2 separate regions of the Homo sapiens genome follow, and region 2 is linked to region 1. A link is a loop called in an ENCODE intact Hi-C map of the cell type or tissue named here. Cell type or tissue: natural killer cell. All regions are shown on one strand. Each heading gives the region's core, and the rest is flanking DNA. Links, peaks and the distances in the headings are about the cores only. Region 1 overlaps EDC3 (enhancer of mRNA decapping 3). Region 2 overlaps MPI (mannose phosphate isomerase).

The links. Hi-C counts contacts between places; a loop is a spot of excess contacts. Peaks named below come from ENCODE experiments on the same cell type or tissue, not always from the same donor. Only the 100,000 strongest peaks of a DNase experiment are listed, where the experiment ranks them.
Region 2: a loop joins it to region 1, with 9 times the contacts of the local background. A loop is called at or near these places in 7 of 110 quality-filtered maps.

The regions. Positions count from the first base shown.
Region 1 is chr15:74,633,204-74,638,571 of GRCh38, reverse strand. It overlaps EDC3 (enhancer of mRNA decapping 3), which reads left to right. Exons shown (of 7, transcript NM_025083.5): 6 at 2,946-3,163. Among named protein-coding and RNA genes, the nearest start is that of CLK3, 20 kb to the right of the region's middle. In natural killer cell, for the core only: CTCF peaks have their summits at 3,033 and 3,242 (motif pointing left); a DNase peak (open chromatin) is centred at 3,231.
Region 2 is chr15:74,898,482-74,903,849 of GRCh38, reverse strand. MPI (mannose phosphate isomerase) reads right to left here. Exons shown (of 8, transcript NM_002435.3): 8 at 1,631-5,368. FAM219B (family with sequence similarity 219 member B) reads left to right here. Exons shown (of 5, transcript NM_020447.5): 5 at 1,064-3,858. The coding sequence ends at 1,231. Among named protein-coding and RNA genes, the nearest start is that of FAM219B, 5.7 kb to the left of the region's middle. RefSeq lists an enhancer at 4,639-5,138. In natural killer cell, for the core only: CTCF peaks have their summits at 1,883 and 2,086 (motif pointing right); a DNase peak (open chromatin) is centred at 2,089; H3K27ac peaks cover 290 bases.

The sequences.
Region 1 (5,368 bases), core at 297-5,296:
ACTTGAGGTCAGGAGGTCAAAACCAGCCTGGCCAACATGGCGAAACCCTGTCTCTACTAAAAATATAAAAATTAGCCAGGCATGGTGGCAGGTGCCTGTAGTCCCAGCTACTCAGGAGGCTGAGGCAAGAGAAATGCTTGAATCTGGGAGGAGGAGGTTGCAGTGAGCTGAGATCACACCACTGCACTCCAGCCTGGGCAACAAGAGCAAGACTCCATCTCAAAAAAAAAAAAAAAAAAAAAAAAGATCTGAAGTTCAGAAAAGGGTCTTAGCTGATGCTAGAGATTTAGGAGTTGTCAGCTTGTAGATGGTGTAAGAGTAGATGAGATCATATAAGGAGAAGGTGTGAACAGAAAGGGCCTAGGGTGGGATTCTGGGGAACGTCGGCATGTAAGGCACAGTTAGAAGGATGAAGAAGAAGGCAGGAGAGGTAAGAAACCAAGAGGGTAGCGTGTAAGAACCAAGGAAATAGTCTTTGAAGAAAAAAGGAACGGCCGGCAATGGTAGTGCTGAGAGATCAATCAAAATTAGAGTTGACAAGTGCCTGTTGGATTTTTCGGTAAAGAGGAGGATGTAGGCAACCTTGTGGGAGAGTGGTGTCTGGAGTGGGGAGGCCACTTCCAAAGAGCAGGGCAGATCTGGGTTCACTGGGGCAAGGAAAGCCTCCTTTCCCTGAGCAGCACTCACAGATCCAAAGCCTCACATGATAGGATGTTGCTTCCCACAGGGCCCCTTCCCTATTTGCAAAATGGAACCTGGTCCTTGGCTTGTGCTTCCAGCCATGGTGTTTGGGAGTGCTTGCCAGAAAACTGATATTGCAGATAAATCCTGTAGCTCCTCACTCCAGCCTATTTTCATTCTCTGGGCCTGATAATGTGTTTGGATGGAAGGCATCTCCTGATTCTGAAGTGATCTTAATTCAAGCAGGCTTACTCCAAGCCAGATGTAAGATTTCCACCTCCCTCATCCTATTTGAGTTGGGGGTTGGAGTGTTAGTTTTTCCTTTTTCTTTGATTTAGGCCTGCTTCCTAGCTGTTAGATCCTTGGGCTCTCCTGTGCCAGGGAAGAGCCAGGGAAATGCCTACAGGAGGGGGTAGTGTGAGGTGCCCTCTGAAAGAGCATCAGGCCCGTGTGTCTGGTGTCTCCTGCACCTCCTCCCAGAGCCACTGTTGGGGGCACTTTGAGACCATTAAGTGGCTTCCCAGAAACATTAGTTTTGGAGCAGGAGCTGAATGTCCTTACCAAATCACACTCCTCTCTAGCCAGCTTCTTGGGGCTGGCTGTCCTTGTGCCAGTCTTTTCTCTTAGTGTCTGAACTATCCAAAGGTCCATCTCCTGTCCTTTGTAGCAGTTGCTGATGTTGAGAAATCAGACCCGTGGTTAGTAATCTTGAAGTTTAATGTATGTCAGGTGCCATGCAGTGTTCCACAGTGCTTTCACAACATAATTTAATGTGGTCCTCATAACTTCACCTCAAAGCTAAATAATAGCCCTGTGTTTTTGGATAAGCACACTGTGGCTCAGAGAGCTGAGGGACTTGCCCACATGATACTGCTGGTACACAGTCCAGCCAGGCCTCTAATCCACATAGGTCCATTTCCAGTGCCCATATACTCTACACCTTGCCGCTGGGTGTGTGAATGCCATGCTCTGCTTCTTTTGATTGGGGGTGGGAGAGGTTCTCCCTGAGAGGAAGAACCCTTTTAGAGAACAAAGTGAGTCAGATTCCACAACTCTGCAGCATCCTCTGAAGGGAGCAATTCTCATCATATTTCCTCTAAATGCAGAAATGGGAAGGCGAATGGTTTGGTGTCTGGAATATAGAGTAGATTGTTAAATTCTCCAAAATGTGTTTGGGAATGGGGGCAGTTATGAAGCTCCTCTTAGCTTGACAACATCTTGTCATCTTCCTCCCTTTGGGAAACCGGTAAGTGACTATCATTGCTCTGCCACTAGGCAGGGACCTATGGCCTTGCCGTCCATCTCCTCCCTACATTGCTGCCCCGTGAGCCAACTGTGCTGCCTATGAGTTGGGCACAGCTCTGGGGCTAATCCTCTTTATCTCCTTATTTGTGGCTTCTCTGAGTCTAGAGGAGTCTCAGCTTTGAATAGCAGAAAACTGGAAGTGACAACTTCATCCAAGGCAGCTGCTAGCCTAGGAGGCCAGGTAACCCTTGGCCTGCTGCCTCCGCCATGGTCAGCACTGACTGAGTACCTTACCTTCTTTGTGTTAGGCACTGCTAAGTGCTGGGCATCCGATAATCTGCACAGCATCCTATGAAATAGATACTGTTAATGCCTGCAGCATTGCTTTCATTAACTTCAGTAAGCTACTAAGCTCAGTAAAGAGAACCATTGGCAACTGACTGAGGAGAATGGAGAGCTATGGTACTTGCTGTGAGCTTATTAGGAGTTGAGGAGAGGTAAAGGCATGAGCCAGAGTAATCCCAGCAGAGGTAAGTCTTGAACTGGATCTCCAAGAAAAGGCGGTTCAGAGTTTGGAAAGTGAAAGGCTTTCTGGGCAGGGGATGTAGTTTGAGCATAAGCAGGAAAGAGCCTTACAAGTGCAGGAGAGGATGAGACCAGCCCTGCTGGAGTGAAGCAGACACGTTGGGGAAGAAGAGCAGACAAGGCTGCAGAGGAACTATTAAGTGTTCATGGGTCAGCAAAGCGGTGTTGTGGCAACAGTGTTGTGTGGAGCAAGATCTGGGTGAACCACTTAGTGGGAGGACCCAGCAATGATGTGAGGTTGGGGTTTGGGACAACAGGAGTGCCACCCTATAGACCTGGCCTGCAGTGGATTTTGTCCCCCTCTGGAGCCTGGGACTTGGTGAGCAGTGGGTAAGAGATCTGAGACCAATAGGTGCTACAGGCAATTGTCTGGTATAGGGTGCAAGGGATTGGCAAGTATGTAGCTGATACTGCTTCTTCACCTTCTTTTCCAGGTTGAATCCCAAAAATGTTCACCAGAGGCCTACAGTGGCTCTACTGTGTGGACCTCATGTGAAGGGGGCTCAGGGTATCAGCTGTGGAAGGCACCTAGCCAACCATGATGTCCAGGTCATCCTTTTCCTGCCCAATTTTGTCAAGATGTTGGAATCTATCACCAATGAGCTGTCGCTCTTCAGCAAGACCCAAGGCCAACAAGTGTCTAGCCTCAAAGGTGAGCACTTAGGCAGGGCTGGGCTGAAGGCCTCCTCCCTCCTTAGCAGTTTGATGGTCTCGTCATGCCACCCAGTGGCGACAGGTGGAAAGGCACTACGTGTGTAAGGATGGTGCTTCGCCTCTAAGGAGTCTTAGAACAGTAATATACTACTTCCCATCCCCTTATGCTTCTCCCTCTCCAACTACTCACATGAAGAGCTGGGGACCCATTGGTCCATTCCACAAATATTCGTTGAACAGGCACTCTTCCTGATGCTAGGGATATGGCAACAGATTTTTTTAAATCCATTCTTCTGTGGAGCTTATATTCTGGTTAGGAGGAACAAAAAGACATGTAACATACTTGTGTAGTTGTAGTAAGTGATGTGGATAAAAACAAAGCAGGGAAAGGAGGCATGTTGGAGGACTGGGTGGAGAGTAGGAGACTTGGACATTTCAGGGTCAGGTCATGATGGGCCTTGGGGATGACCACAAGGATTTGGGCTTTTACTCTGGTGAGATGGGCAGTCATTGAAGGAATAAGTAGAGAAATGATATAATCAAATTTAGGTTCCAGATGATCATTCTGGGTGCTGTTTGAGAGTAGACTACACAGAGGAGTACAGAGAAGTGTCAAGATGCTGTTGTGATCATGGGAGAGAGAGATTATGGTGGCTAAGACAAGAGTGGTAGTGCCAGAGGTGGTGAAGGTAGTTAGTTTCTAAATCAGTTTTGGAGATAGAATCCACAGACTGGATGTATGGGGGGTGGGAGAAAGAGAAGAGTTGGCAATGGCTCCAAAGTTTTTGGCCTCAGTAACTGAGGTGCGATCACTGAGATGGGAAAACTTGATAGAGAAGGTTTGGGGAGGAACAGCAGAAGCTCAGCTTGAGACACCTATTGGATATGCAGGTGGAAATGTTGATAGGGAACGAGTTATATGAATCTGAAGTGAAAGGATTCAGCCTAGAGTTACAAGCCATAGGGAATATTTAAGCCATGAGGAGCCTGGATATGCTGTCACATAGGAAGAGAGTAGATACAGAAGTTGGAAAACTGAGCTCTTTATTTAGAAGTCAGGGAGTAAAGAGCCTAACCAAGGAGATGGGACAGGAATGGTCAGTGAGGGAGGAAGAAAACCAGGAGAGTATGGTAGCTGAAAGCCAAGTGAAGAAAGGAGCATGTGGTCAGTGTGTCAGCAAGCCCCGTTCTAGGTTAAGGTCAAAGGAAGACAGAATCGACCACTGGATTTAGCATCTCTGTGGAGGCTCCTGGTGAGCTTGATGAGTGGTCTTAAGTGGAGTGGTAGGGACAGAGTCTGACTGGAATGGGTTTAAATGAGAACAGCAGGGAGAAGAATTGGAGAGAGCAAATATGGCCCAGAGAAGGGACTCCACCAGAGGTCACATAGTGAGTCAAGGGCAAAGCCTGGACCAGAAACTTCACCTGCTAAGTCTCGGGCCAGGCTCCTGTGGGCACACAGAAGATAGGATGCCACTCTCACTCTTGAGAGCCTCATCACCCACAGGGACTCCCCCCGGTGGCACATTCTAAGCAAGGAAGTTGTGAGTCTCTAGCTGAGAAATGCTAATACTCTAGGCTGAGAGCTGGGAAGGGGGCCTGGTGTGGGTTCCCCTTGTAATTTTTAACATGATGCCCCCTTCCAGGCAGTTCTTCCTCTTGCTGCCCAAAAGTTTTCCTATCCCAGCTGCTCCAGGACACAAGTCTCAACGACCATTAAGTTTGGTCTGATTTATGCTATTCTCAGTTTAACTTCTTAGGCCAGTACAGGATCTACATACTTGTTGAGACATCCTTTTCTAATACTGTCCCAGAAGCCTGGTTAGAGCAGAGGAGCCTGGGAGAATAGTAATAGGTTCCCTCTTAATTCTTAATTAAGGTTGGGCTGAGTGGAGGACCCATTCCTGTGAGATAATGAGTACGAGAGGGGACAGGCTTGCTAGAGTAGAATGAGTAGGCCAGCTGGAATAGAATAAGCATGCTCTCACCTGCTCACCCTTCTTGGGTCAGCAGATAGCAGTCAGCTCCTGTTTTTGCTGGACCTGAGTGGGGTTTCCCTGTGATGGCCACCTTGACAGTGGACTCTGCCTTCCCAGAGGTCATAAGGTGCCCAGGGCATTAGTTGGATATACAGAGGCATGCCTGAGAAGGCAGAGGAGGTGAGGGCTTTGTGCCCTGAGAAGCTCTGCACACTCAGGACGAC
Region 2 (5,368 bases), core at 158-5,157, 270 kb before region 1:
CTGGCAAGTGAAGCCCATTCCCTTTGACAGAGGTGAAGTGCTGGGGACCTGACTCTACACCACTTGCTTTTCTTACTCTCCTGGAAATCTTGGCTAATCTCTGAGTTTCTGTCACAGAGAATAGAGCAGTTTGCAAATTTTGTCCTCCTTAAATGTCTGAGTGTCAAAGATTGTGTGTAAGAGGAAGTCTTACACTTTCCCCAGCCTCATTTATTTTTCTTTTTCTTTTTTTTTTTTTTTTTTTTTTTTGAGACAGAGTCTCACTCTGTGGCCCAGGCTGGAGTGCAGTGGCATGATCTCAGCTCACTGGAAGCTCCGCCTCCCAGGTTCACGCCATTCTCCTGCCTCAGCCTCCCGAGTAGCTGGGACTACAGGCGCCCGCCGTCACGCCTGGCTAATTTTTTCTATTTTTTAGTAGAGATGGGGTTTCACCATGTTAGCCAGGATGGTCTCGATCTCCTGACCTCGTGATCCACCTGCCTCGGCCTCCCAAAATGCTGAGATTACAGGCGTGAGCCACCACGCCCAGCCTTATTTTTCTTATGTTCAGTGAACTGATGAAACCAACCAACAAATTCCACTTTGCAGGAACCCACCTCTGTTGGCATCAAAGGATAAGTCTAACCAGCAGTGTGTAGACAAAGCTGCTCACCACCCCCTTCCACTGTAACCCATGCTCTACTACGCTAGCCCATTGTTCTGTTATTATCCCATATTCTTCAGCTTTGATAGGGACTAGTCTGGGCTCCCAGTGGGAACTGTCAGAGCACTGATTTTCAAACATATTGGGAACTCGATATTTACATGAATGCCTCAGGATTTAGTGAGAACAGATCCCTGGGGGTCAGTGACAGTGAAGTCTGGACAGTACTAAGGCTTACTGCTGGCTGAGGCACAAGTAGGAGAAGGTGGTACTTCCTCCTGTAGTCCAGGGATGTGTGGGGTTGGCCTGGGGTGGGACATGGACAGGAAGCCCTGGTAACGGAATGTGGTTCTGTCTTTTGGGTAGCAGTTACTTCTGCTTTGCATCTTGGCCTATAGTTCCCTCCTCTCCTTCTCTTAGCAGGTGAACCAGGATGTGAGCCGGCAGCTGCTTCAGGATGGGTATCACCTGGATGAGATTCCAGATGACGAGGACTTGGACCTCATCCCCCCTAAGCCCATGGCCTCTTCAACATGCTCCTGCTGCTGGTGCTGTCTTGGGGACTCTTCTTCCTGTACCCTCCAGTAGACATTACCCTCCAAGGTGGGCCCTGCTCACCATGAGGCCTACAGAGCCCTGTTGGCCACTCATAGCTCACACAGTGCAGTGAGCACTGAAGTCACTGACCCCTAGAAAGTGACCTGCAGGTAGCCCTTACCTGTTGCTTCTCAGGCCAGAGGCCCCCATCTGGGCTGTGGGCTGATAGGTAGAATTCTGTAGTTTTCCTCTGCTGTTGGAGCAGAGTTTGGAGAAGTCACTTTAATAAGGGCAAGACAGAAAATTCTGGTTCTTATGGTGGGTGACAAAGGTGGCTAAGGAAAACACTTGCAGACAGCTTGATTGGTATTTGTCATAGTGCTTCAGGGAGGCAAAAAGGGAGCTCTTGTGCCCAGGCTGTGCTAGATAGTGTTGAATGGAGGCAGAAAATAGCACTTTATGGTTTATTATAGCTGGCAATCCAAAAAAGAAACTGTTTGAGACCAGTTCGAGAAATTCCGTTTGCTCTATTCTTCCTAGCTCTAAGATGGTTTGCAGGCTTGACCTTCAAGACAGCATAAAGTGAGTCCTTTTGTCCCTCTTCAGGTTGCACCTGTCTAACTATGACAGGGATCATAGCAGGTTGCTTAATGATACAGCAGGATCCTGGCTTCCAGAATCCCTGGACCTGGGGCATCCCCAACTGGTCCAACCGTCCGGGTGAGTTTAGTGATTCTGGTTTGCCCTTCCCTAGTTAGAGAAAAACTGCTCTGACATGTTCATATTTATTTATTTGTATTTCCTTGGTCTGGGTGAGTTTCTTCACCCAGTCTTTGAGCTAAAGATTAGGTCGAAGGTACTGGGGCTGGCCCCAGAAGCCTGCAGTTTTTATTATTACCAGCAGAGGGAGCTACAGGGAGCAGTCCGGTGCCTTCCTATTGTTTACTTTTTAAACTTTTGAGAAGTAGCAATGGACTCGTGAGAGTGGGTATACAGCTGTGTGGGCTTTGTCCTAGACTGAGGCTTACAGACAGGAAGGGTAAGAGAGACCTAAGCCAGCTCCTAGACCCTTGCCTGAGGAAATCAGTCCACCAGTGTAGAGGGCCTCCCTTCACTCCAGCATGGACCATTCTATTGCCAGATTCTTCTGGTCACAGCATGGGCCTTACTGGATACTCAGGATTGGGCTTTAAGCAGACCTCTGGGTGTGACACAGCCTCTTTCAGCCCCCAGCCCAAACAGCAGAAATAGGCATAATTTCTGCTGTGACACCCCCTACCCACAAATTGGAGAGTATATCTTGCTATACTCTATACCAAGCCTCTTTCTAGAATTTTTCCAACAGGTTTTGTTTTGTTTTTTGGCTTAACTCAGAACCATGGTGAGCGTTCTGCTTTGTTTTGTTGGAGACAGGGTCTCTGTCACCCAGGCTGGAGTGCAGTGGTGTAATCACAGCTCACTGCAGCCTCAACCTCCCAGGCCCAAGCAGTCCTCCCACATGGTGAGCTTTGAATGGGCATAGACAGGGTTCCCAGCCCAATAGTCGGGATTGGGGTATAGGTTCTACATGGGAAAGTATCCAGTCTCTTGCTTTACTCAGTGTCCTGTGACCACCAGAGGCATGAGAGGGACAACACACTCTTTTCGCTCTACCACAAGGGGTGACTAGAAGATGAGCAAGTCTAATAAAAAGATACGGCCTTATTTGTTATTTGTCTGACAACCATCCTTACGATGGTAATCCTGTGAGTGCCTGATGGACATCTATCTTTGTGTTTTTCTCAAACCATGGAAGGTTGAGAGGAATATACAGTATCTGGGGGCTGACTTACTCTACTAGCTAGGAGCATCACAGCAGAGAGATAGGACAGAGACCAGAGTCATGCCAGCTTGGGGTCTTGGGAAGAGAGGCAGATGGTTACTCTGTTCTGGAATGGGACTCTGCAGCTCTATGCAGTGGCCAACATTCTGAGCACTTTGTGCAAATGCTTGTAGAGCTCAAGAACATCTCCATCCAGAACCCCTTCCCCATCTGCAGAGACCATGTCCAGGCCTTTCTTGTGTCTGCAGAGGTGAAGTGCACATGTGGAAAGGGATCAAATGTAGCACAGTGTAAAGAAAGACAGCAACACAGGTAGAGGGACCCAGTGTGTGCTGGGAGGTGGCTGTGGAAGGTAAGTATAGACCTACATCTCTGTTGGGGAGGTGGTCAGGGCAGAATGGCCTGGGTGTTTAGCAGCTTCTAGGGGTGAGGGTGGCAGGACCCCAAAACCAAGGCCCTCTGCATCGTTGTTGTAATAATCAGCTCTGGCATATTCAGCTGCAACTGTCCCTGAAGAAGAGGTTTCTGAGCTGGCTGACCCCATGTAGGAGGGTGTTACCTTGTAGAAAAAGCTGGAGGGACCTGGTGGGACAGTGCAGTGAGGCAGGGTAGAAATGGTCAGTTGTTTAGGGCCAGTGGCCACATACCAAAATACCACCAATGTGCCCAGGGCCAAACTGCCTTAATTCTGAGTGCTGTGTGTTCTGCAGGTGACAGTTTCCTGAGGAGAGGGGTGTATCCAGGCTTACCTCCCAGCAGGAGTGGTACCATATGGTGTTTATGTACTACTCTATAGAACTCTTGGCTTGCACTTCTACAGCTCTGTACATTTATAAGAATAAATGCAATCACACTAGTTGAGCTGTGTCTGTGTTGCAGTGGATTTTAAAGGCCTTGGCCAGGCACAATGGCTCATGCTTGTAATCCCAGCACTTTCAGAGGCTGAGGCAAGCAAATCACAAGGTCAGGAGTTTGAGACCAACCTGACCTTACCTGGAATTGTAGATCCTGTCACCCCGTCTCTACTGAAACCCCGTCTCTACTAAAAATACAAAAACTTAGCTGGGTGTGGTGGCAGGCGCCTGTAGTCCCAGCTACTCAGGAGCTGAGGCAGAAGAATCGCTTGAACCCAGTGGGCGGAGGTTGCAGTGAGCTATCGCGCCACTGCACTCCAGCCCGGGAGACAGTGCGAGACTCCGTCTCAAAAAAATAAAAGTTAAGAATATCCTGGATATCCTGAAATGAAGAAATAGCTTAACAGCTGACTACAGCAATTCCTTCTGGAAACTCCCTCCCCTTTCTGCTGTTCCCACTGGGCATCACTTTCGGGCCTGTTTCACTGGACGGCATGAGTGAAATAGGCTCTTGCAAGTCACTTCTGTAGAATGGGTTCCCTTTAGCAGACCTTTTCTTTCCAGCTCATCTTTATTGTTTTTTAGCTGAAGAAAATTTGGAGGCAAGAAAACCCAGGAGATTTTTGAAGGTGGTTTCCTGGAACTCCATTGTATAGGGACTCTAGTGTGGGCAGAAGCCCAGAAAGATTCTTTTGCATGAATTTAAACCTTTATCCCACAGGAAGGAGCCAGTGGACTAAGTGATTAGTCTGTGGTGACAGGATCTACGATTGCAGGTCAGAAACCTCAGCAGCAGCAGACAGCCGACAGCCTCTTGCAGGTGTGTGCCACCCCTGGAGCAGGGCATCAGGAGATTCCCTCCTTCACACTTCCTGCCCGTTTAGGAAAGCTAACTGGGCTTCTCCTCGCCATGAAAATTGTCTAATTCGGTTCCTGAGTCCCTGTAATCTGCAACAGTTGAGTATGTTGTAGAGAAGTGGTTGACAGTCAATGGTTTCAGTTTTGCAGGCCGTACAGTCTAGTGCAACTCTTCAACTTTGCCACTGTGGCTTGAAAGCAGCCAGACAGTATGGAAATGAACAGGTATGGCCAGAACTGGCCTGCCAGCCTGGTTTGCGGACCCCTCCTCTAGGGCCAGTTGAAAAACAGGAGCCGGGCCAGGCGTGGTGGCTCACGCCTGTAATCCCAGCACTTTGGGAGGCTGAGGTGGGCGGATCACGAGGTCAGAAGATCGAGACCATCCTGGCTAACACAGTGAAACCCCATCTCTACTAAAAATACCAAAAAAATTGGCTGGGCGTGGTGGTGGGCGCCTGTGGTCCCAGCTACTTGGGAGGCTGAGGCAGAAGAGTGGCGTGAACCCGGGAGGCGGAGCTTGCAATGAGCCGAGATCGTGCCACTGCACTCCAGCCTGGGCTACAGACCGAGACTCCGTCTCAAAAAAAAAAAAAAGAGAAAAACAGGAGCGAAGAGTCTTGCACTGGTGACTGGTGTATCCTTTGAGTCACCTTC